3 separate regions of the Mus musculus genome follow, and regions 2 and 3 are each linked to region 1. A link is a loop called in an ENCODE intact Hi-C map of the cell type or tissue named here. Cell type or tissue: left cerebral cortex. All regions are shown on one strand.

Region 1 (8,000 bases):
CACACACACACGCACGCGCGCGCGCACACGCGACCTTTTGTCTTATCCTATCACTGTGGCAAAAACAAGGGAGAAAGGGCTTATTGTTGTTGGAAGTTCAAGCTATAGTCAGTCGATCATGGCTGTCAAGAAGGCAGCACAGTAGCAGTGTGAAGCAGTTGGTCCTGTCACATCTACAACCAGAAAACCTTACAGGATCAACGCAGGCCACTGTTCACCTCGCACTGGGCGGGGCTTCCCATCTGAACTCTATCAAGAGAACCTCCCACAGGCCTGCTCGAAACTCCGTCTCCCAGGTGATTTCCAGAATTCTATCAGGTTGATAATTACCACTGGCCTTCACATCCCCAAGTGACGTATCTTCTGATTGGATTTTCACCACTGTCCAGAGAGAGGGCCATAGGAGTAACTCACTTAAACCACTTAACTAGTAGTAAGTGAAGTTGGGACTTAAGAATTTAGATCTGGGGCCGGAGGGATGTTTCCGTGCTTAAGCACAAATCTTGCTCTTTCGGAAGACCTGAGTTTGGTTCCCAGCACTCACATTACCCAAAGATCTCTTGTGGTCTCTGTAGGTACTGCATTCACAAGTACACACCTCCAAACACACATATGCATAACTAAAAATAAAATAAACCTTAAACAAAAAGAATTTAGAACCCTTTGGCTTTAAGGCATGTATACACATCATATCTCTTAAATATGTTTCCTCTAATAAGTTTTTATGAATAAATTGTTTCTTGGTATAATTGATAATAAATGGTATGTGAATGAATGCATTTATCACCTGTTTATAAATACTCAACATATAAATATACACAATGGGGAGAGGCTCTTGGAATCTCTTTATTGAACAATATGCATTGATATCAGTCAACTCTATTGCTACACCATCCAATTTTCTATGTCAAGGTTAAATTTCATCCCAGTTCACACTAGGTCACAGGAAAAACTATGTAACAGATGCACGTGGTTCAAAACAATACATAATATCCAATCATACCTCTATGTTTTGCTGGGTATGATAACCTAGCACACAAAAGGTATGAGTTGTGTGCCACAGTTGGAGTCCCTTTTAAAGATGAACTCAGGCAAGCCTGATTACAACAGCGCCCTCACACTGGAAGCACGGCATTGTCTACAACCCATGCTCATTGTATTCAGGATGCTCCTTAGCCATGACATCTGGAGTCTTTGTTGGCTGTATTGTATGCTGTGTAGGGAATTGAGTCTAAGGCCTCACTCCAAAGGCAAGCAAACATCTTGGCCACAGGTTACACCATCAGCCCAACATCTGGGCTCTTAATACCAAGAAAATGTAAACTTGGAAAAGGCCTTCGGTGTGGATCAATCAAAGCAATCTCCCAGCCAGCGCAGAAAGCTTTTTCCTCTGCCAGCCAACTCATCTGTGTCTGCTTGGTCACTTCCAGGTATCCAAGATAAGTTTATGTCCTCTGAAAATAGTGTCTTTAGTAGGCAGCCTTTTCCAACTAGGAAAACTCCCTAAACTATTTATTATATTAGGCTATGGTGTGTCTGTCACTTGTACCTGTGATGTGCTGGCTCGGCTCTATAAAAACAAGTCCTTTCTTATGCTCAGATCTGGCTATGCAGCCTGGCAGCCCTTAGAATGCTACCCCACCCCAGGCTTCCACTTTCCAGAAAAGTTGAAGCATTCTTTAGGGGCCACACAGCAACGGAGAAAACTTGCTTGAGGTCTTGACTGTCCCCTCCCCCTCTCACCATATGCACAGTTGTCCCCAGGCACTCACTGTTTTAATGACTAAAAACACGGAGTTCCCTTCTTCACAACTTGACATACAACCTGACAAGCTGTCACAACAGAGCTCTGGATATGTTCACTGTGGTTGCCCCCTAGCACAGCCAACCATGAGAAACCTCCCATCTTTCCCACGGGCTAAGGGACTCCCACTGCCTGAACTCCATCAATGGCTGACATGAACTCCAAACCTCACTTTATATACATCAATTCAGTGGCACGGGAGTTCAGAGGTCACTCACTGTTCTAGTCTGTAAAGTTGTATTTGTGCCAGGCATGGTGACACACACCTATAATTCCACAATTTAGGAAGAGGTTCAGAGGCCACTCTCAGCTGCAAAGCCAACTTGAGGCCAGCCTGGGTTACAGAAACTTTCTCAAAAAATCAAAGGGGGTGGGGTGGGGTGGGGTGGGAGGTTAACCACAATCTGTTACCTAAATGTGCTAACTGACCCTGTCTGAGCCAATGTTTGGGTATACAGCTTTTAAAGACAGCCCAAGAAGGGGAAAGAGAAAACAGAGCTCCCTCTGGATACATAGCCCACAAGGAAGAGTGGGCTTCTGTTTTCTCTCTGCTGTATCTGAGCCATTAACATGGGCCTCACACATTTCGGTGTGCAGGTTGCTAAGGTGTGGGTGCTCCTAAGCGAAGAAGAGGCAGGGGTTTAACATCTCCAGACAGACAACGGCAACTTTGTAGTCAGTCTCAAACTAAGATCTTAAATGTCCTACCCCATTCTTTGGCTATAGATGAAGTAAGTCCTTCTTTAGGTGCTGCCCTGTAACCCTAGCATTCGGGAGGCAGGAGTGTGTGTGTGTGTGGGGGGGGAGATACTGAATTCAAGACCAGCTTAGACTACATCATGAGTTCCAGGCTGGTCCACCTATAAGCAGACAGTGGGTCAAAACAAAATTCCTCATTTGTCATTTTATATATCTCCCTTCTATTTAAGGTTTGCATGTTGAATTTGTTTACTAGATTTTTTTTTAACTTACAAACAGCTGCTGGCTCTTTGAAACACAGAGCGTGCTTGTGTACGGAGCATCTGTAGACAATAACTTGCCATTTCATGCAAAAGTATCATCCCCATGCATCTAGAATCTGGCTATAGTCTTCATTTAAAGTAAGCATCAAAGTATATGTTTTTAAAGCCAAGTCAAATATTTCAGCAACTCCCCTTGGCCTCCGAAGCTCACGGGTCTCACATAGGAGAAATTAATTATGTTAGTTAAAGTGTCCCATTTGTGATGTCATAAAGTGTCCCCATTTATGACGTCATAAAGATCCAGCTGCTTAATGTCAGCCGCCTAATATGTTTAGGGAAAAGGGGGGGGCGATGCAACGCTGCCCTCTAAAGATGCCTTCACATTTTATTTCCCCATGAAAATTTGACGGAAACCATCAACGTGTCAATTGTTGTCATAGTAACCTACAGGCAAGTATCTGTTGAATTAACCAGAGACCTTCTATCCCTCAGATCTGAGGAAACTCAATGGTTCAAACACAGGAACTATTCCTGCCGTGGCCTGAAGTTCACTCTCGGAGCAGATTTGCTTTCCCGGAGGCAAAACCAAACAAGTTTCAAGTTTCCATCCTAAAATCACACCTAAATATTTAGGGGATGAAAGGCGTTGCTTTTCCGTATGCATGAAGTCATCAGAGGAAACATTAGAGTGAAGGAAAGACGTGTGTTGTTTCATTTGGTACTACTGACCAATCGTCGAATTCATTGACTCCCTCCACACTTAGGTGTATACTAACCAAAGAGGCTACCTGTGGGGACTCTGTTAGACCTACGACAATTGCGTTTCTAAAGCTTCATCCATCTGTTTATTTACTTAGCAAAAGGTTTTGCTCCTAATAAATCATTTCGCAGACTGTGTTTATCAAGGTCAGAGTTTTCCACTTCCTCTTGAGGCGAGTGGGGGCATCTTTATAATTACATTTTAATGCTTTTATGGCCTTCTAAAAAGAAAAAGAAAAAAAAAAAAAAGAAAGAAAGAAAGCAAAGCACAGCTGTCCAAGACAGCAGTGAATCCAGTCTGATGGTGGTGGAGTGAGATCGCTTCTCTCTGGGTCAGACCTCTCCTGAAATCAAGATTTCTCAGTTTCTCTGCTAGGAATTTTCCTTCATCTTATCACAAGGCAACAGCCACACCAAAGAGGTTGTGACTGCGCAAGCCCCCCGGCTGGCTCGCTACCCTGAGATCAACAGGTCCTGCAGCCAGGAGCAAGCCCACAGTGGGCTGCATGTTCTGCAGCTCACAGGCTCCACATAAAGAGCAGATGTCCCCTAATTCGGAAGGACGCCTTAGGCGCAGGACGCGCTGTCAAGCCTGGTGGCTGGCGTTCACATCTCTCAGGAGAACCCCAAAGTCGCCCTTAGGGAGGGACCCGGAGACCACCGGGACTCACCCAGGGGCTGAGCCCTCAGGGGCTCGTACCCTGTCCTCAGGGAGCCACCTGGACACGTGCGTGTCACTCACCTGTTCACTGTCCAGGCCGGGGAGACAGCCGCGGTCCTCTCCAAGTTCGCAATCCGCCCGCGGAGACTAGGAAGCTCTCCCACCCTGACCCACGCGGGCTACAGGAGGCGTTTGAGAGTTGGGGGGCCGCGATTGCGGTTGGGAGTCGCTGGGGCTGCAAGTGCGGTGCCCGGACGGGGTCTCTTCCCTCGCGCTCGCTCAGACTAGCAGCGCAGAGACTGCGGCAGGACGCGAGCTCCGGCCAGCCGCCGCTGCGCTCCGCCACCAAGATGCTGCAGTGAGGTGCCCGGGCGCCCCCTGCTGGACCAGTCTGCGAGCCGAGCGCCTCACAACCCAGCCTAGCTCAGCGCCAGGCCTGCAGGCTTCAGCTAAGTCCTTTCTTGATTAAAAAGCATCACTTACGCAGTGTTCTCTACGCCTTTTTTCAAAGGATCTTGCTAATACGCCCTGGGAATGTGTTCAGTTATCTTCATGATATTCGAGAGGAAGCAGAGGATTTTTAAAAAAGATAGAAATAAACGGGTCCAAGACTAGTAAATGGCTGGGAGAAAATCCGGAAAGGATCGGAAACAAATATACTTCCAAAGATATAAACACCAAATTTAACCGAAATTCATATTTGTATATATGAGAAAGTCCCCGGTGTGCTCTGTTCCCTCTGGAAGACCAGCATTTATAAGATTTGCTTTGGCGTCAAACCCCATCCCGTTCAAACCTCAACAAAGATAATTAACATGCATGCTATGCTAAGCTAAGCAAGACCTGCTTACATCCCCCATCTCCTTTGATATTCACCTCCCTGGAGGTAAGCATGGCTATTGTAATTGCTGGTCTTTCGGAGGGAAAGGAGAGCTTCTGAGAGGTTAAAGGATTCCCAAAGACGATGGTGGGCATGAACAAAGCAACAGGAAATGTCTATGCCTTTCTCCTTTTTCATTCCAAAGCTGGGTTTTCTTACCAGGGTATCTGGTGACTCACTGAAAGCGAGGCTAGGCAACAGGAGCAGGCAGGGGCCCAGGGCGATAGGAATAATCAGTGGAGCCACTCTGGTGGAAGAAAGTCTCTGCCCCGTGGAGGCAGAGACTTGGCAGGCAGGGTGGATGAAGAGGTTGGACTTGTGATAGCCTCAGCATGTGTCCTGATAACTCACTGAGAAACCTTTAACACACCACATCCAGCGTGAATTTCCAGATCCCCCCTCCCCGACTTCCTGGGGACCCCAGATCTGACCTACAGTGACACTCCCTCCCACATGCCCCAGCACCCTGCCAGTATTGGGCTTGCTTTGCATTCTCTCAAGTTTCTCCTTGTTCTGCTAACCCTTGACATTCCAGGGGCTGGAAGAGTGGGGGAAGAGTACTGTGTGTGCACCCATGCTCTCCCCCTGTTGCAGGGCCTGCTGCACAATGATCAAACGGATGCAACAAGACCATTTGAGACATGATACATCTAAATTGTTTATCCACTGAACTTGGAAGAGCTATTTAGTGTGGACTTGAAGACATGGGTCCCGTCCTTGAGAAACAGCGATTTCAGCATCTCGGAATACAAACGGTCTTAGAGCCTACAGTAAGAAGACAAATTATATTTGTAGACAATGCAAAATTCTATAAAATTCAAATTGTGTGGAATTTTATAGCATTAATATCGTCAAGTTTCAACCTACCTTCTTTTCCTGTCATGCTTTGTAGAGCAGTACTTGATAAAAATGTCTATAAAGATGATACATTTTAAATATATGATATTTGCAGTATCTATGATTTATGTCTAGGATAAAAATTAGAATATATATATAATGTATATACAATATATATGTATATACTTTTACAATGACTTAAGTCTGAGTTTCTATTATGCCTTTCCTATCCAATAGATCTCGCTGAAGAGGTCACAAGCTCACAAGCCAGGTTTCATGGGAGCAGCCTTTCTCATCTTGTCCCATTAGCTGTCTCTCCATATCCTCTTGTATAGCCCTTATAAGCCAGCACTCCTCTCTCAATAAGGAAGGCATTAGTGTGCGCTCCTGCAGTTTCTTCTGAAGTTTTTATTAGCCTACAAAAAGTAAGTTTCACTGTAGCATTTTTCAAACAATGTTTGTTGTTTCTTGCCCCCTTCCTTATCCTCCCTCTGTTGAGCCCCCAACTGCTTTCTGCTTTCAAGTCACAAACGACCTTTTGTGCCCAAACACCTCTCTGCCCCCCTTTCATGGTCATCTATGGAGTTTCATAGTCTACAGCTACTCCCACTGTAAGACTCCAGGGACCCTTATCTTACCGGGACCCCCCACCCCCACCCCAGTGAACCACGTGGAGCTGGGATCAATGCAAAAAGCAAGAAGAATTGATTGTTCTAGTGCACTGGGGTCGTCCCAGACTGGAAGGAGAGGCGGCGACCTCCGGCACCGTTGGGGAGTTTTTATATGGTTTCCAGAGGCAGAATAGAGCATCAGCAACTAGGTACAATATGATTGGCAGAAACAGTATACCCTTTAAACTGATTGATCTTTAGGGAATGAGGGGACAAGGACTTCCCTTGTCTGAAGGTGGGCAACAGTCAGTCCTGAGGAATGGGTTCCTACCCGCAGGTTGGTTCTACCCGGTGGTCTGAGAAATGGTAATTAGCTTCTCCCTTGGGGGAGGGGGCAAGTATTTCATGGCCTTCCCAAAGTTCCTAAGCTGACCTTTCACCACAACACCCTATGAATGTTCTCACATCACGTGACTTTTAGGTGGTGGGACCCACACCTATGACTGTTAGGAGAGACAACCTGTGCTTCTTCATCTGAGACTTTCTATTACCTTAGAGGTAACCTTGACAATTACATCCACTTCCCCGCCAGTTTCTTAATTTCATCTTTCTTGACAGATGATTAAAATTCCACTGTGTATGTACACACATATTTGAGACTCGTTCTTCCGTCAATGGGTGTGTAGGTTGGTTCTAGATCCTTGTTACTGTGGATAGAAAAGCAGTGGACACATGAGGTGTTCCTGCAGGTGTCACAGAGAGAAGAGGAACCTCACAGAGAGGTAGGAATGAAAACCTCGTGCAGATTGATTTCAGCAGGCTTCAGGGGGTATCAGGTCAGACGATTCATTGTCAGCGTATTTAAAACAATACAATTTGGAAAAAAAAGTTTCCAGGCAACAACCAGTCCAATTCCAGGGCACAATAAGGCTTATGGTGTGACTGCTTAGAAACTCTTTTACAAAGTACATGTCACTACCAGGCCAGGCCCTGTAGCTAAAAGGCCTAGAATTTAGTGTGATCTCTGACTAGTAGCATGGAGGTTAGCCAGCCATAAAGTACATGTGACATCTTCGCTATGATAGATGCTGGTCTCAGGAAGGAAGAGTCTGGGATAACCATTCTGGGGAATCAGGGTAAGTTCTGCCTCTATAGCAAAGTGTGGTCTGCTTCCACACACAGAAAAGTCATCGGGTTGTTAAGAAAATCTACCCCAGCCTTCTGGGCAGGAAAAGTGGTATTTTATCTCTCCATTAAGAAGTCCTGTTTCCTCTTAATGCTGCTCTGTGAATACAAGAACCTCTCTACCCCTCAACAGCATGGATGTATAAATGTCACACCTGCAAGTCTGGACACACTGCACCAAGAAAGACAAGGGCACCACTGGAGTCTCATCTACTGTACTGTTCTGACCCTGGGTCTTCTTCTCAAAAGCTGCAAATCCTCTCACTCTCCTGATGGCAGCTGCCTCACAGATCAGTCACAG
Region 2 (8,000 bases), 170 kb before region 1:
AAGAAGACAGCGTCTCACACTATAGTAAAGGCTGCCTTGGGACCTGCTATGTAGTTTAGGCAAGGCTCCCACACTCCTCGTTTTCGACGCTCCCATCTCAGCCTTTCAAGAGTGAGGACTGCAGTTGTGTTCCGTGTAGTTAACGCTGATTGTCAATTTGACAGGATTTCTGATCGCTGTGGAAACAAATGCCTGGGCATTTCGATGAAGGATTTTTCTAGATTAGGCTAACCCAGATGGGAAGATCCACCTTAAATGTGAGTAGCAGAACTCTACAGGCTGGGGTTCCGAACAAAGGGAACCTGTACCCATCTGCCCCTCTTCCTGACTGGGTGCAACTGACCAGCTCCCTCGCTCCCTGCGCTCCTGCTGCCCTGCCTCCCCCACCACCATGCACCAGACCCTTGAAGTGTGAGCCAAAGTGCTCCCTTTCCTGAGTCGGTTTTGTCAGGTGTTTTGTGGAATCAACAAGACAAGCAATTCACGCACAAGGTATCACACCTGGTCGCCTGTTCCATCCTTGGCTTGCTTTTGTGGTGGTGTCCTTGCTTTGCAGAGGTACGGAGAACTGAGCAGAGCAAAGCAGTGTGTAGAGTCAGCCAGACAAATTCTAACTCCTCAGCCAAGGAGGACGCTTAACAAGGTTAAGGGGTAAGGACAAGCCACTTAAGAGAAAGGGGGTGCATGTAAGGTGGGACTTTCCTGAGTAGCCATGGGCCCTGGCAGCCAGGATTTAACCTTAGGCGTGGACCTCAAGTTGTCTTGTCTGCCGCCAGGGGGCAGAGACTGCCTTGCGCCCACTTCCGGGTGGTTAGTCCCTCATTTGAAGTGACCACTGGGCTTCTGCCATGATTTAGACTTGGCTCCGCTTTAAAAGTACGTACATCCAACAGAAAATCCACTTCCTTCTTCCCCTCCTTCGGCTCATCTTCCTTCTCTTCCCCCTCATTTTCCTCTGCTCTTTCCTCCTCCTCCTCCTTGTCCTCCTCTTCCTCCTCCTCGTTTTGGAGACATATTATTCTGTTCCTGGGCTAATCTAAAACGCACTATGTAGCCCGGGCTTGCCTTAAACTCACAGCAATCTGCCTGATCCAGCCTCCCAAGTGTTAGGTTTAAGGGAACTTTGGATAACTAGCTAGCCCATTCTCAACAGTGGTCCCCGTTTTCGGGCCCTGGCTTTGTGCTTGGGGGCTCGTTGTCAGATTTCCTGTCTCTTTTGATTCCCTTCTGCATATTTCTCCCCTCATCTGTAGGCTCTGAGCCTTAGGTTTGTGGCACAAAAGGCTTAGGTTATGCTGTGTACCGGGCTCCTGCTCCCTCCTCTCATCTTTCCATAACTAAGTAATTTTGTATCTCCCTTGGTCTCTCTCTGTCACTCTTGCCCCCTCTCATTATTTTCTTGAAAAACAACAACAACAACAACAACAACAAAAAAACCAGCTTAACAAAGAGCAGCTTGCTAAAAGGCTTAAAGCTTTCGCCTGTTCTGTCTGAATTCATTGGGTTTTTAAGCAGTAATTTATTATAAAGGTTACATGCATACTTCCGCATGAACTTCTTATCTGACTATTGTAATTAGCTCGTCTACATGAAGCAGCCGGCTGGCAGAACTTCAAATGGTATTTCCCTGGACTCCTTGGAAAGCGAAATAGACAAAGCTCTCACTTTGTGTCAAAATTACACCTTTATTTTTCACATTTTAAGTGCCCTGCTTGTTTTGTTTTGTGAGGGAAAAGCCAAAATGAAGTGAAGCAGAGTCCCCCAGAAATGTCCTGTCACAGCTTGTCAGTCAGCTGCCTTTGAAATACCAAGAAACAGTGAACAGGAAACTGTGAAAAGAAATTCCTTGCTGAGGGGAAAAGGGACCAGGCACAGAAGGAGACTCAGAGTGAGTGAATTCTAACAGACCCTGGACTCCATCTCTCCTCAGCCTTCTCCTTCAACTCTGAAACCTGAAATGGAACCACAGGGTGGTGGCTGCTTTGTGTGCACTCACTGCATTAGCTAAAGTTATGGATCATGTCTTGTTTATGACAAACGGCTTCTATTGCATGCTGCAGGCTGAGGATGTTGGCTATGTTCCAGTGGACTTATCAACATGTTAAACTCAATTTGAAAAGTATCCAGGTGACATGTCCAGTGACTGATTTTTCAGTGTTTGGACTCTTCAAGCATTTTGGAGGTTAAGCCCCTGATAGATGGATACCTGGCACACTCCTCCAAAGCCCCTCTCCCTTTATGGAGCCGTCTCTTTACTCTGTGGGTCACTCCATTTGCTGTGCAGAAGCATTTTAAATTCAGTTTAATGCAAGCTATCAGTTCTTGCTGTTATTTTCTGAGCTGATACAGCAGCGTTCCGAGAGTAATTATCAATGCCCAGAGTGACGTATTTCCTGTATGTTCTTCTCTAGTATCTCCAAAGCTTGTGTCCTTTTCTTTTGTGTAGGTGTGTATACATGTGTGTGTGTGTGTGTGCATTCACATATATGTCTATTAATACATGCATACCCTGGGTGTGTTGATCTACCCATTTCCACTTTGTGTTTTTGGCAGGGTCTCCCACGGAACCTCAGGCTGGCTGGCTGGTGAGCTCCAGTGATCTATCTACCTGGGACCCTGTTTCCAGTGTAGGGATGTGTACCCTGCTTTTAGCTTTGTTGTTGTTTGTATGTGGGTGCTGGGAAGAGGAACTCATATCCTCATGCCTGTGTAGCAACCACTTCGCTGACTGATCAGTCTGCCTGCCCAGTCCCATCAGCGTGTCAATTCTTACTTAAGGTTTTAAGCACATTTTGAGTTCTGCTTGCCACAGAGACACCCGAGTACCCATTTTCACCATTGCAGTATTCACAATATTATGAAAATATACATATGTATATATTATGTTATATACAAATATAATATATAATATGATACATATTATCAGATTATGAAATAATCTCTGATGTCCATCGATGAAATAAAATACAGTACATAAATAAACTCAATTATTCAGCTATAAAGAACAAAATTCTATCACCTCCAAGAAAGCTAATGGAATCTGAGGTCATCACGTTCGGTGAATTAAGCCAATCTTACAAGAGCAGGTATCCCATCCTTTCTCTCACTCTGAGATCTAGGAGAAGAAGAAAAGGACAGAGGGGACCATTGTGAGTGTGGGAGGCGAGAGGGAGGTGAGATCACAAGAGTGCTGGAGGTTGGGAGTAGATGAAAGGACATTATGTGCAAGTATGGAAATGTCAACAGGAGCCCTTTGCTTCATGCAATTAATAGATGCTAAAAATAAGGGTGTGCGATGGGCTCCGGCTTCCCTGTTTCTGAAATGCCGTTGGAGAGCACAATTGTAGAGAGTTGGAAACTGAGAGCTTAATTGCAGTAGAATACAGCAGTGTGGGAGTCAGGCATCAGCCGCAGAGACACCACAGTGCGTTCTCTTTGTTTCTGGCTTTGGCTTGAATGCTAACCTTCCTCCCCCTCTTGTACTTTCTCTGTTTCCACCCTCGAAAACCAGAGAGTGGAGCTTGTGTGCAAACCATCGCTATTCTCAGATCTCATAGTAAGAAACCCCAATTCAGTGACTCAAGGAAGAAAGCAGAGAGTGCAGAAAGCCAATAGTGGCTCCAAGAATGGCAAAAGGTTTCAAGGTAGGCAAGGCCTTTAATTGCCATAATTTGCTTTATTTCAGTCAAAATGCTCCGATCTCAAGACTCAGCCCCCACAAAGGCAAGCTTCGAAGAAGGAAAGGGTTAGAATCTAGTGGTTAGATTTGTGGAGGGATGGGGTGTGGACCCTCCAAGTCAGAGGGTCCTGCTACTGAATACTTTCTTGTTTTCTTTTTCTTGTATGTATGTGTGTATGCCTTGTATACCGGTAACCACAGAAACCAGAAGGGAATATCTGATCTCTTGGAGCTGGAGTTACACTGAATGCTAGTGTCAGATATACAGAGGAAGGTTGGCTGAGATCAGGAGAGTCCTGAAAGTCTTGGTTTGGTGTGGAGTGAAATACACACTAGCCAGCATGGCCACACAGTAATTAGTATAAGTATAAAAAGAGGGGAAGAGATGGGTTAATGGGTTAAAAGGTTGGTGTATCTTCTAAGATGACCACTCTAATGGCAACATCACATTGAGAATAGTATTAAGATGTGAATGATGATGATAAATGAGCTATCCCCACTGGTTTGAAAACCCTACAGTGTACTGGGAAGGAAGAATTCTTGCCCGTGAGATAATATGAGTCACATTTTGAATCACTGTGACAAGCATCTGGTGTGTGAAACTTAGAAAGAGAAAAGGTTTGGGATAGCTCTGCTTTAAGTCTCAGATCTTGAGTGATTCGTGCCATTATTCTTGTCCTTTGTCAAGGAAGCACGCTGTGGTAGGAGCTTAGGGATGCAAAACCACTCACCTCATGTCCAGGGAGCCAGAGAATGCAGAATCCCACAACCCCCTTGGACAGCATGTCCCGGATGAGTTAGGACTTGCCTCTAGGCTCAACCTCTTAAAGATCCTATCAGCTTTGTACAGTGTCCCACTCAGTTCTGTCCACACGCATCTGGGGAGCTTTCTAAATCTGTTCCGAAGCCATAGGATATTACCTTTGCTCCGTCTGTCTTCCCAAGAGGGGACTCTGCGGAGGAGTGCACAGGTCTGATGTGAGAATGTAGAGTGACATAACTACTTCCCCCCGGAGTGTGGGAGTGTGACCGAGCACACTTCAGAAGCAACTCTGGGGAGGGTGGTCTTCTTTTGGCTCATGGTTTCAGAGCGATTTCAGTCCACCATGGCAGGATGGCCACTGCTCCCTGTGGCTCTAGAGTGCTGGAGACAAAAGGCAAAGCATTTTACCTGCGAACAGATAGTAAACAGAGAACACAGGCCAGAACCAGGCACAGACAGGTCAAAATCCCCTATTCTCACCAGCCAGGCACCACAAGGTAAAGACGCCTCAGTCCTCCCAAACAGCGCCACCTGCTGGGACTGTCAAAAACACATGCGCTGTGAGCCTTCTACATTCAAACTCTTTTTTTGTTTGTTTTTGGTTTTTTGGTGTTTGTTTGTTTGTTTGTTTTTGTTTTTTCAAGACAGGGTTTCTCTGTATAGCCCTGGCTGTCCTGGAACTCACTATGTAGACCAGGCTGGCCTCGAACTCAGAAATCCGTCTGCCTATGCCTCCCGAGTGCTGGGATTAAAGGCGTGTGCTACCAAGCCCGGCTCTACATTCAAACTCTTAACAAGTGAACACTTCTAAGGGCCCCTTGGAGAATGTAGGAATGGTGGGGAGGGGGATTTGGAACAATGGGAAAGAGCTTTGGACTTTAAATTTCTTACTTAACATGCCAAATGCTTTCCTTCATTTTAAGAGATCTGTTCTATGCCGGGCGTGGTGGCGCACGCCTTTGATCCCAGCACTCGGGAGGCAGAGGCAGGTGAATTTCTGAGTTCAAGGTCAGCCTGCTCTACAAAGTGAATTCCAGGACAGCCAGGGTTATGCAGAGAAACCCTGTCTCAGAAGAGAGAGAGAGAGAGAGAGAGAGAGAGAGAGAGAGAGAGAGAGAGAGAGAGAGAGAGAGAGAGAGAGAGAGAGAGAGAGAGAGAGAGAGAGAGAGAGAGAGAGAGAGAGAGAGAGAGAGAGAAAGCTGTTCTACTTCAACCGAGATGTACAAGGCAGATCGTTGTTAGTTATTTTAAAGCTCTATTGTGTGAGAGCCTTGGCCTCATCTTCTCTACACTGAGCCATATCAGGGGAAATGCTACAGAAAAGAAGTCCGATAAGAGTAATCTCTGCCTCGGGCAATGTTTTTCTGCCAAATCTGAAAGAGAGAGAAAAGAATACATCTCTATCAGGGACAATGAGACAGAACAAATTCACAGAGCTCGGGTCCTTTGTCAGAGACACAGAAAGCAGCAGAGTGAACAGGTGATCCATGATCGCCTTTGACACAACCGAAGCTCTGCTGTAGCCCGGGACTGAGCACGGAATTACACTGGGGTGGGGTTGTGCAAAGGCTCTAAGCTGTCTTGATGTTCCTAGCGCGACAGAATATAATCAGATTCAACAGTGCTCACAAAAGCCAGTTATTGGGAGAGCAATTCAGAGAGATCCCTGTCCGTGCAGGAAGATTAAAGCAGAACTAGGCAGTCCCTGCTCTGCAGCTAGGCTCACCTGGGTGATGGCCTTCAGAAAGACTTTTTCTCCCCCCCCCCCCCGCAAAACTTTTCCTGTTAAGGGGGGGTTCTGCCATAGTTTTCCACCCCAAGTCATTTTCCCTTTTATCCTCATAACAGATAGACATAGTGGCAAGGAGGGTACGCTTAACTGTATTTATCAAAAAAAAAAAAAAAAAAAAAGAAAGAAAGAAAGAAAGAAAGAAAGAAAAGAAAAGAAAAGAAAGAAAAAAAGAAAGCAAAACCTATATAGGCTGTCTCCTCTTGAGTTCAAGGAGTTTGCAATACGATGTAATGGGGGCTGCACTGGAAGTTGGAATGCATTTCACTGCTGCTATACCCTTTGCTTCATTAAGAGAAAGCAAACAGGAGAAAGGAATATGACTTCTCACAGCTCAATGGTGGAGGAAAGTAAATAAGTGGAATGTCTAATGCCCCTGAAATTCGCTGGAGAAAAACCAGTTTCACCACTTCAGCCAAGCTTCTAATTAAATACTAGCCAAGATGGGTTTTGGTCAGCTGAGTTTTGCAGGGGCTTATAAATGGAAAGGCCATGATGTTTTCCCATGAGGCTTTGTTACTTTCTAAGAACTACAACTCCCAGCATTCCAGGAAGTTACTTGGTTCCTGGGTGGGTGGGGCTTATAGGTTAACTTCAGGTTTTACACATGGTCTTCAACTGGTGGTGCTAGAACACCTGACTTTTAAAGTCTGTAGACAGAAGGCTCTGAAGTCACTACAGACATGGGGAGGAGGAAGTTTATTATAGATTCGTGGAGCGAGCATGGGCAGAGTCAGAGCTGCTTGAGAGAGTCTAGAGTTGACATGACTATACTGAGTTGGGGCATGCTGGGAGAGGGTAAAGATGGGAATCAGGTGTAGCAGCAGCAAGGAGCCAAAGGTACAAAGGGGCGGGTAACCAGACTGTCTAGATGATAAGGATGAGCCTGTGGGGGAAGGGCAGCCCAGACCCTAGGCTGGAGAATTCTGGGTAGAGCTCCAGCCATACCCTGTAACAGGTAGGGACTGGCGGATGCTGAGAGACCCTGGAAGCCAGAACCACCTTGCTATGTTAAAGAGGTACCTCCGCCTTTTACCCTGGGTTTGAAACTTAACACAGACTTCACCCTTTATGGCTACCTTTGGAATCATAACACCATTTGCCTACTGTTCTGAATCAGAGAAGGAAGCCTGCAGAGGCTCTGTTTACACCACAGTGATCAAAGTCACCTCACACTTGGCTTCTCGGCACCCGACGGAACTCAGCACACAGAAGTGGGAAGGGCAGGAGTTCAAAGTTATCCTGGGCTACAGTAGCCAATTAGGTTGAAGCCAGCCTGCACTAGAAGAGACCCTGTCTGAGGAAAAACAAACCGGGAACAATACATACATAAGTTTGAAACCCAAGCGCAGCTCCGTGAATCTCATGAGAAGCCCAGTGGTCCAGTCTTTGCTATTGACCACTGTGAATCCGCTGGCTTGCACGTTAACAGCCACGGCTCTGGTAACATTGCTGTAGAAAAACATTTACTCCACAGAGCGGGAGAGTGCAAGGGAACATAAAAAACCAGAAGTGCGAAGCTGAGCCTGCAGCATTTTACCTCTCTGTGACTGTATGCCTGTGCTATGTGCCTGTGCTGTGTGCCTGTGCTGTGTACCTGTGCTGTGTGCCTGTGCTGTGTGCCTGTGCTGTGTGCCTGTGCTGTGTGCCTGTGCTGTGTGCCTGTGCTGTGTGCCTGTGACTGTGTGCCTGTGCTGTGTGCCTGTGCTGTGTGCCTGTGCTGTGTGCCTGTGACTGTGTGCCTGTGACTGTGTGCCTGTACTGTGTGT
Region 3 (8,000 bases), 310 kb before region 1:
GAGATGCGATCTTAAGGTGGACCTGTGTCAGGCTCATCTGGCAGTGCTGATAGCCCTGCCCTGGAATGATTGCCCTCCAGCAGCACAGGCTTTTAATGTTGTGTGTTCTTTGCTGCCTCTCCACGGTGTGTTTGAAACATCCCCGTTCAGAGACGGGGGCTGTTGGAGTCACAGCTTTGAATGTTTATTTCTTTTGAGAGCTTCAGGTTTTCTATCTATTGTAATCTGCAATGAGGCCCGCAGGCAGGAGTTAAGTCCGACTTTCCACTGTTAACCACATTTCCTGCTCAAGTCTGGCTGTCCTTCCACTACTCCCGACCTTTCAGAGTCTGCTGGCTCGCAGACGTTGTTTATGTTCCCTGCCTCTTATCTAACTGTGACAAGAACCAAATTCCGTTCTTGGGAATTGTGGTCCTGCTTTCTTTTTACCACGTTAAATATTGGTCTGTCTGAAGTTTCCCAAGTCATAGAAGCATAAAAGAAGGAACGCTAATTATTCAAAATGATTGCTTGGAGAAAGCCACTATTTTGATTTACATTTTGGCTTTATACCCACAACACACACACACACACACACACACACACACACACACACACACAGAGCAGAAGTGAAATCACAAGACTTTGTATACTGTTTGTTTCCCATTAATGTTTTATTTATTTATTTGTTTGTTTCTCACAAGTGTGTGTGTGTGTGTGTGTGCTTGTGTGTGTGTTCAACTTGAGTGTCTTCCTACCCCTCACTCTCCACCTTAGTTTTTGATCCGGGCTTTCAGTGAACCTGGAGCTCACAGATTTGGTAGTGGATTGAGAAGCCCCGTGTCTGCGTCCCCATACTAGGACTGCAGGCGCGTGCTGCGTTTGTTCTGTTGTTGCTCTGCCTGATGAGTTCCTGTGAGCTGCATGGCCAGTGCCTTCCCAGCAGAGCCGTCTTTCCAGCCCTAATGATTAATTTTTCAAGGGTTTTTTTCAAGATAGTGTCTCATATATCCGAGGCTGGTTTTGAACTCAATATGGAACTGAGGCTGACACTCAATCTTTGATCCTCTGTCTCTATCTCCTGGGTACTGGAATAGCAGGGGTAAGCCATCATAACCTGTTTCTATGGTACTGGGGGGTCAGACTGCCAGGCCTTTATGCTAGACAAGCACTCGACCAATGCAGCTGCATCAGCAGCCAGCACTGTAACATTTACTATTAATGTGTGTGTGTGTGTGTGTGTGTGTGTGTGTGTGTGTGTGTGTGTGTGTAGCTCGAACTTGCCTTGAATTCTTGATTCTCTGTCCCTGTCTCAGGAGTGCTGGGATTACAGATGTGCTCAAGAGCTCCAAACTTAAGATAAAGCCATGTTTACTGTTTCCCACTAATACCTAATACTTGACAAAATTGACTAGCTGCTCAGGATCAGAATAGGTGCATAGGTGGAGACATCGGAACTAGCGAGGATTAGGCAAGGGCAAGCATAGAGAATGTACCGCGAGGAGGTGAAACTCAGCCAGTTTCTTAATGGACTTTAAAAATGGCTTTTAAATAAGATTTTACTCTGTGGTTCATTTTTCTCTTTCTTCCCTTCTTTTCTTCTTCCTCCCTCCCCCCTTCTTTGTGACCGAGTCTAACTCTGTAGCCTTGGCTAGCCTGGAACAGTTTGTGTAGACTGGCCTCAGTGTTACAGAGATATGCTGCCCCTGCTCCCTGAGTGCTCTGATTAAAGGTGTTTGTCGCCACAGCCAGCGGCTCTGTAAGTCTTAAACTTACCTTTAACCTAACAGCAATTTGAACTGGCCATGGATTTGACCCGGCACAGTGAAGCCTGTGTGCTCTGCCACACACAGTTCTTTCCTGTAGCTGTGTCTCATGAACCATGACACAGTATGACAGCCAGGAGACAGATTCTGGTGGAATGGAACGTGTGCACGTCTGTCGCCTTTCATCACTTGCAGAGCCTTTAGGAGACGCACTCGGCCACTATAAAGATGTAAATCCAGGGGCTGGAGAGATGGCTCAGTGGGTAAGACGGTTTGCCACCCTCACAGAGGAGCTGGGTTTGACTCCCAGCACCCACACGGCAGCTCACAGTGAACTGTAACTCCAGCTACAGGGGGTCTTATATCCTCATCCAGTCTCCACAGACAAAAGGTACACATGTGCTGCGTAGACTTGCAAGCAGGCAGAACACCCTCTCTCTCACACACAAATAAATAGACAAATAAATAAAATATAAGAAAAATGGAAAACTACATATCACTACATAAACCTAATCGTGACCTTGTGACCTCTAGGAGTCATGGCTTCTCTCTCCTCCCTGCCACCCCTAATCTCTAGAAATAACTGTTTTCCCATTGCCCCTGCAGATTTGTCACTTGAAGGATATTGGATAAACAAAGCACACAGGGTGTTGATGTTTTTTAACCTTTCCCCACTCAGCGTAATGCCCTTGAGGCCGACATGCAGGACTTAGGTTTTGCGGTTGTATAATAGTCTTTCATTAGGTGCTCCTGCTAAGGGACCACTGAGTGCCTTCCCTTTAATGTTCCGTTTTGGACTATCGTTGCTAACTCTCGGACATGCTTGCAGCACGAGCCTGAGTGTGTTTTCTGTATGCTTGAAGACATAATCGAGAGAACTGACCGCTGAGATATGAATGTGTATATTTAGGTTTAATGGCAGCCACCAGCGATGTTTGAAATGGCCTCTTAAGATGTTTGAAATTCTTAGATTCCCCATTACCAGCTGCTCCTGGGTATTGGAGGCATGGCAAGAACTGGAGTTAGAATCTGAGCGTTACCACCGTGCTCCTCACTCATTCACACACTGGCTAAGCTAGCTTTAAGGTGAGACATCTTGCTGGGCCTCACAGACTCAGGAAGGTTAGCGAGGTCAGACTCCTGCTTTCGTGAGAGACTCTGCTGGGCACCTCTTCTGTTTGGCTTTATGCTTGTTTTCTCAGCCTGCAAGAGAGTCAGGAGTAGAGACATTTAGAACCTTTTATCTTCATTTTTATTGGATGAATGTTTTGCTTTCATGTATCTGTTTGCCACATGTGTGCCTGGTGCCTGTGGAGGTCAGAGGAGGGCATCGCATCTTCAGGTTTGATAGGTGGCTGTGAACCCACACCCTCAGGTTTGATAGGTAGGTGTGAACCTCTCTGTGTGGGAATTGAACTCAGGTTCTCTGCAAGAGCAGTAAGTGCTGTTAACATCTGTGCCACCTCTCCAGTCCCGAAAGAGTCACCTTAACTTTCACTCCCTAGATGTGGCTACTGAGGTGAGGTTTTGGGAAATTGAACGAGTTACTTACTCTCCTGTCCTTCATACTCCACTGTCTCCCCAAGCTCGAAATGAGTGGTGTCAGTTTGTAATTATTGTTTGGGCAGCGTTCGCTAACATTCTTACTGTGAATGCCACTTCTAGACTTAGACCAGTAGAGGGCAGCAGGAACTTTGATAACATTTAATGTGATTCCCTGTGTTGTGTGTTGCAGGAGGAAAAGGAAAGTGTTTTTCAGTGTGATTTTTTTTCAGGCCTTACATTAAGTAGTTTAGTCACTGGGAGGGTCTTGCCTAGAGTTTAGGGGTGGGAGATGCTTGTATAGCCCTACTCGATTCTCAGCAGCTCCTGTTGAGATCTTGAACTCTCACCCGTGTGTCGGTTTTATCGACGAGGCATCTTACTGCTAGAAATCCGTGCTGTTGCCAGGAGAGGAGTTTGGTAGAGGCCCCGTATTCGACAGTCAAATCATTTTTAAGCTGCCTGTACTTTGTAACTCTCAGTTATCATTTACCGTCAACATCCTCAGAGAAGTGAGTGAAGCTGTCAGCTACCGCGGTGACTGTGAATCAATCCACTCTCTGCCCTATCAAGAAAGCATCTTAGGCTGTACCTGAGCCCTACAACAGCTGGAGAAGTGTTTGTTGAATGAATGAATGAATGAATGAATGAATGAATGAACAAGGGAGGGAGGGAGGGACTGTGGTGAAATGTCAGTACCCAGTGCTGCTCATCCTCCCCATACATTCCTTTATTCTGGACAGACCTCTGAACACTATAATATGTTTATCAGCTCCTTGAAGATCTTATGCAGTCCATTCTGATCATATTGCTTTTCCGCCCCTCCCCCAGCTCCTCCTGAGTCTGCATCCCACCTCCCCCGGCCTCTCCCAACTTTGCATCCTTTTTACAAATATCCCACCAAGTCCATGTGTGCTACCCATATACTCATGGGTTCGGGGCCATCCACAGGAGTGTGCTTGACCGTCCAGGGGACACCCACCTAAAGAAGAATAGTCTGCCTTCCCAGAAGCCATTGGCCATCGATAGCGTCTCATTTAGGGTGGGGACTCATAAGACTCTCCACTCCATGTTAGAATGCTCGTTGGCTTAGCCTTGTGCCGGAGACCAGAGCTGCTGTGGGTTCCAGAAGACAGAGGTGCTGCCGCTTCCAGTGGTCACTGTTATACCTTGGTACTCCATGACTCCAACCCTTCCTGTTCTGCCACCCGTCTCTGCGAAGTCCCCAGAGCCTTGCAAGGGTGGGTGGGTGTTATCCTGCGAACAGCTCTCATGGAGTTAAAACGCTCACTGTCTTCCTGTAAAACACTCTCCGTGCTACAGCTGGACATAACAGAGCCTGGAACGATGTAGGCCTTGTAGCTCCGTGTTCCAGCCAAGTGACACCTCTGCTATGTTGAGAAGCGGGAAGAAGGCCTTAGTAGGGATTGGGAATCCCACTCTGCAAAGCCATGTGCTAAATAAATCTTTACTTTAAAAAAAATTGTTAAAACCTAGGGAGATGCACAGCTAGCGTGTTGGCAGTCAGGACAATGTAAAGGAATGGGTCTTCTTCCTCCACTCTGATGGCCCAGGTCATCGGTCTTGGTGGCAAGTGCTTTTCACCCTGAGTTCTTTGGTCTCCCTTATTGAGGCCGAGGATGTGGCCGAGTTGGAAGGATGCTCTGTTAGCATTCATGAGCCTCTGAGTTCACCCCTCAGAACTGGTGTAAAACCAGGCATGGTTACACCTTTCTCAGCCTACACAAGACTCTGCCTACAAAACCTCTTCCTTCTTGATAACTTTCCCAGTCCGAAGTACTCAGCAACTGAAAACAATGTGAAGCAGGCGCTTCCTCCTCTCCCTAGACACAGGGAGGACCTCCTTCAGGGATACAGTGAGTGGGCTCATCCATAGGAAACAGGATGGAGGCGATGGTTGGGAGAGCACAGGACTGGACCTGTCTTACGTGAGCATCTGCAGCGTCACTTGCAGGGAAGGTTTTGAACTTTATGTGTGTGCATAGGTGAATTATTTTAGGAACTTCGAGAAACCCAGACCCAAGAGAAGTGTATGTTTATTCTCAATTCTTTCCCACAAACTAAGTTCAAGGCTGTGCCAGGAGAGAGAGTCCCCTCCTCCACCTACAACAGGCCCAGCAGTAAGGAAAAAGCAGGGGACACCAGACTGGAAGAGGTGAGAAAATTATGATACACACACACACACACACACACACACACACACACACACACACACACACCCCTAAGTAAGATGTTAACTCCTAATACAATTAGCTGCCAATTGTGCATGAAGTCGAGGGTCTCCAGGATACAGACAAGGAAGTCAGACCGTTGCTAAGACATAGGGCAACCCACGGAAATACAACTGGAGCTGAGCTGGACACTGGTAGGCAGGGATCCACACCTCATAGTTTCCACATTCTCTGGAATCTTACACACACGTCTACTTAATTTTCCCTTCTGTTTTTCTTGCAGCTTCTCTAGGCTCTAAGACAAATTTTTTCCCAGTTCCCACGGTCCTTAGAGACATCACCGTGGGTTATGGCAATGCAATATTTCCATCCTTTTTGTTTGACAGATTATTATTTATTTTCATCACAGGGTCTCACGTAATCCAGGTGGCCTCAAGCTATCCAAGTACCATTTGTAACCCTGATCCTCCTGCCTCTCCTAAGATGCTACAATTACAGGCTTGTGCCGCCATGTCTACCTAGAGTTGGCTTAATTTTAAATATCTAATTTGTTCTAGAACTTGACCTCTTTTATTGCCAGCAGCTTAGGTCCCGTAAAGCCAGGTAGAGACAAGAGATTTTTGTTTTAGATGCTTTCCAGCTTCCCAGGTGAGCTCTGCAGATCCTTAGAGATGTCATACACATGGCATCAGTTGTGCCAGTGGCTAAGTGAGCTTTTCTTTAGGTGCGTACACAGTGGGGGAAAATAGCATCTTAAAGGCTTCCTGATTTGGTCTTGCTAGCTCAGTGGATTCCTATTCTGTCATGGATGTTTTAAGGATGACTGTATTTTGTTGTCATTGTTCCTATAGAAGAAGATGGTGCAGTGTATATCTTGCAAACAAAGGCTTTTCAAGTTCAACACACTTTTGATTGTAAATGTGTTAACTGAACAACTCGATACTGTTATCCTAATGTAGAAACCAGCAAGACACATTTTAGCTGAAACGTAACATAGGTTTTCTGGTCTTAGCATGTGGTTTCATCGCTTCATTAATAGTAATTTTCTTTCCTTAATTAAAAAAATATGTCTTTAAATGTTGTTTCAGGCTGGCAGATCTTTGGGCAAAACCCTAATTGCTGTCAAGGAAAACATTGTTTTGCAGCCAATGTGCGAGCGACCGCAGTTACGCTTTCATGTAAGTTGTGTACAAAACTGTAATGTTGAGAAAGGAAAGTTTTGGTCAATCTGGTGCCTCTGGATTCCAACTGCAGTCACATAAACATTGACATTTTGTGACTAATGAGCAGGAAAAACAGCTACTCACACTCGGAGTCCAGCTTAGACACTGTTCACATATTGACCGGTAGAATGGCCAGTTCTAATTCTCCCCGTGATTTGAACCATGATGATCTAAGCCAGCAGCGGGATAGGATGGGGAGCCGACATGCCTGGTCTCTTGCTTGATCACGTGGGCCAGACCCAACCTCGGACTCCGTGACCTTAGTCTTGGCTTTCAGGTCACAGAGGTAGATGAATCTTCAGAAGCGGTCATTATGGAACATGTTATAGGGTGCCGAGACGGGCGGAGGCTTGTTCATCACAGGGAGATTTTTAACAGGGACGTGAATCGAAGAAGCTGATACCAGATTCCATTTTTCCAAGCAATAAAGAGTGGCGGAGGGAGGGTGGGGAAATTAGGGTTACTGGGTACACAGATCTCTTTTAGTATTTTACATGGATTTTTTTTAAATGAAAAAAAAAAACATCAATAAGATTTAGTTTAAAAAGCATTTGAGGGGCCATGGAGATGGTTCATTGGCTGAGAACATTTGCTGCTCCTGCACAGGATCCTGGTTTGGTCCCTAGCATCTGCGTAGCCGCTCACAACCACATGTAATTTCAGTTTCAGGGGATCAGACACCCTCTTCCGGCTTCCACGGGCACACAAGCACACAGCACGCATACATCATGCAGGCCAATACTCATGCACGTAACATAAACGATGACCTTTTAAAAAAGCATTTGAGTTTTAGAAAATGCAGAGATCCATAGCACGTTTTTATATTTCTATGTGTAATAAAGGGAAACCATTATATTAAAGATTTGCGCTAGAAATTTAAAACAAAACAAAAGTGATTTGGGATTACTAGCAAATGGTTGCTGTTATGTTTACTTAATCTATTTTTTGCGATGTTGGGGAATGAACCTGGTCCTCACCTACCACAGGCAAGCACTCAGCTATTGAGTTTTGACGCTTCCTAAGGACACTATCTAACTAAGCATGACTTTGAACTTCAGATCCTCTGCCTCCACCTCCCGAGGGCTGAGATAACAGACATGCACACCATCAGTTCTGGGAACTAAACCTAGGGCCTTGTACAAGGTAGCCGAACACCCTAACCACTGAGCTATCATCGACAGGCTTAGTCTTAAGTGCCATTGCCTTCTGTGTGCCTTCTCTGGATGTGGTCCCCTAATCTCTAGCTCATACAGTATAGACTAATGAAATGAGCAGGATACAGGCATCCATCCTGATTT

The links. Peaks named below come from ENCODE experiments on the same cell type or tissue, not always from the same donor. Only the 100,000 strongest peaks of a DNase experiment are listed, where the experiment ranks them.
Region 2: it touches region 1 in a loop (2.1-fold over the local background); 11 of 42 quality-filtered maps call a loop at or near these places.
Region 3: it touches region 1 in a loop (3-fold over the local background); 11 of 42 quality-filtered maps call a loop at or near these places.

What each region holds. Positions count from the first base shown.
Region 1 is chr6:137,165,213-137,173,212 of GRCm38, forward strand. Rerg (RAS-like, estrogen-regulated, growth-inhibitor) reads right to left here and starts at 4,506. Exons shown (of 5, transcript NM_001164212.1): 1 at 4,268-4,506. In left cerebral cortex, a CTCF peak has its summit at 4,578 (motif pointing left); a DNase peak (open chromatin) is centred at 4,570; H3K4me3 peaks cover 740 bases.
Region 2 is chr6:136,994,943-137,002,942 of GRCm38, forward strand. No RefSeq gene overlaps it. Among named protein-coding and RNA genes, the nearest start is that of Gm30055, 18 kb to the left of the region's middle. In left cerebral cortex, CTCF peaks have their summits at 784 (motif pointing right) and 4,975 (motif pointing left); DNase peaks (open chromatin) are centred at 3,454 and 4,320.
Region 3 is chr6:136,857,760-136,865,759 of GRCm38, forward strand. No RefSeq gene overlaps it. Among named protein-coding and RNA genes, the nearest start is that of Art4, 4.2 kb to the left of the region's middle. In left cerebral cortex, a CTCF peak has its summit at 3,418 (motif pointing right); a DNase peak (open chromatin) is centred at 3,431.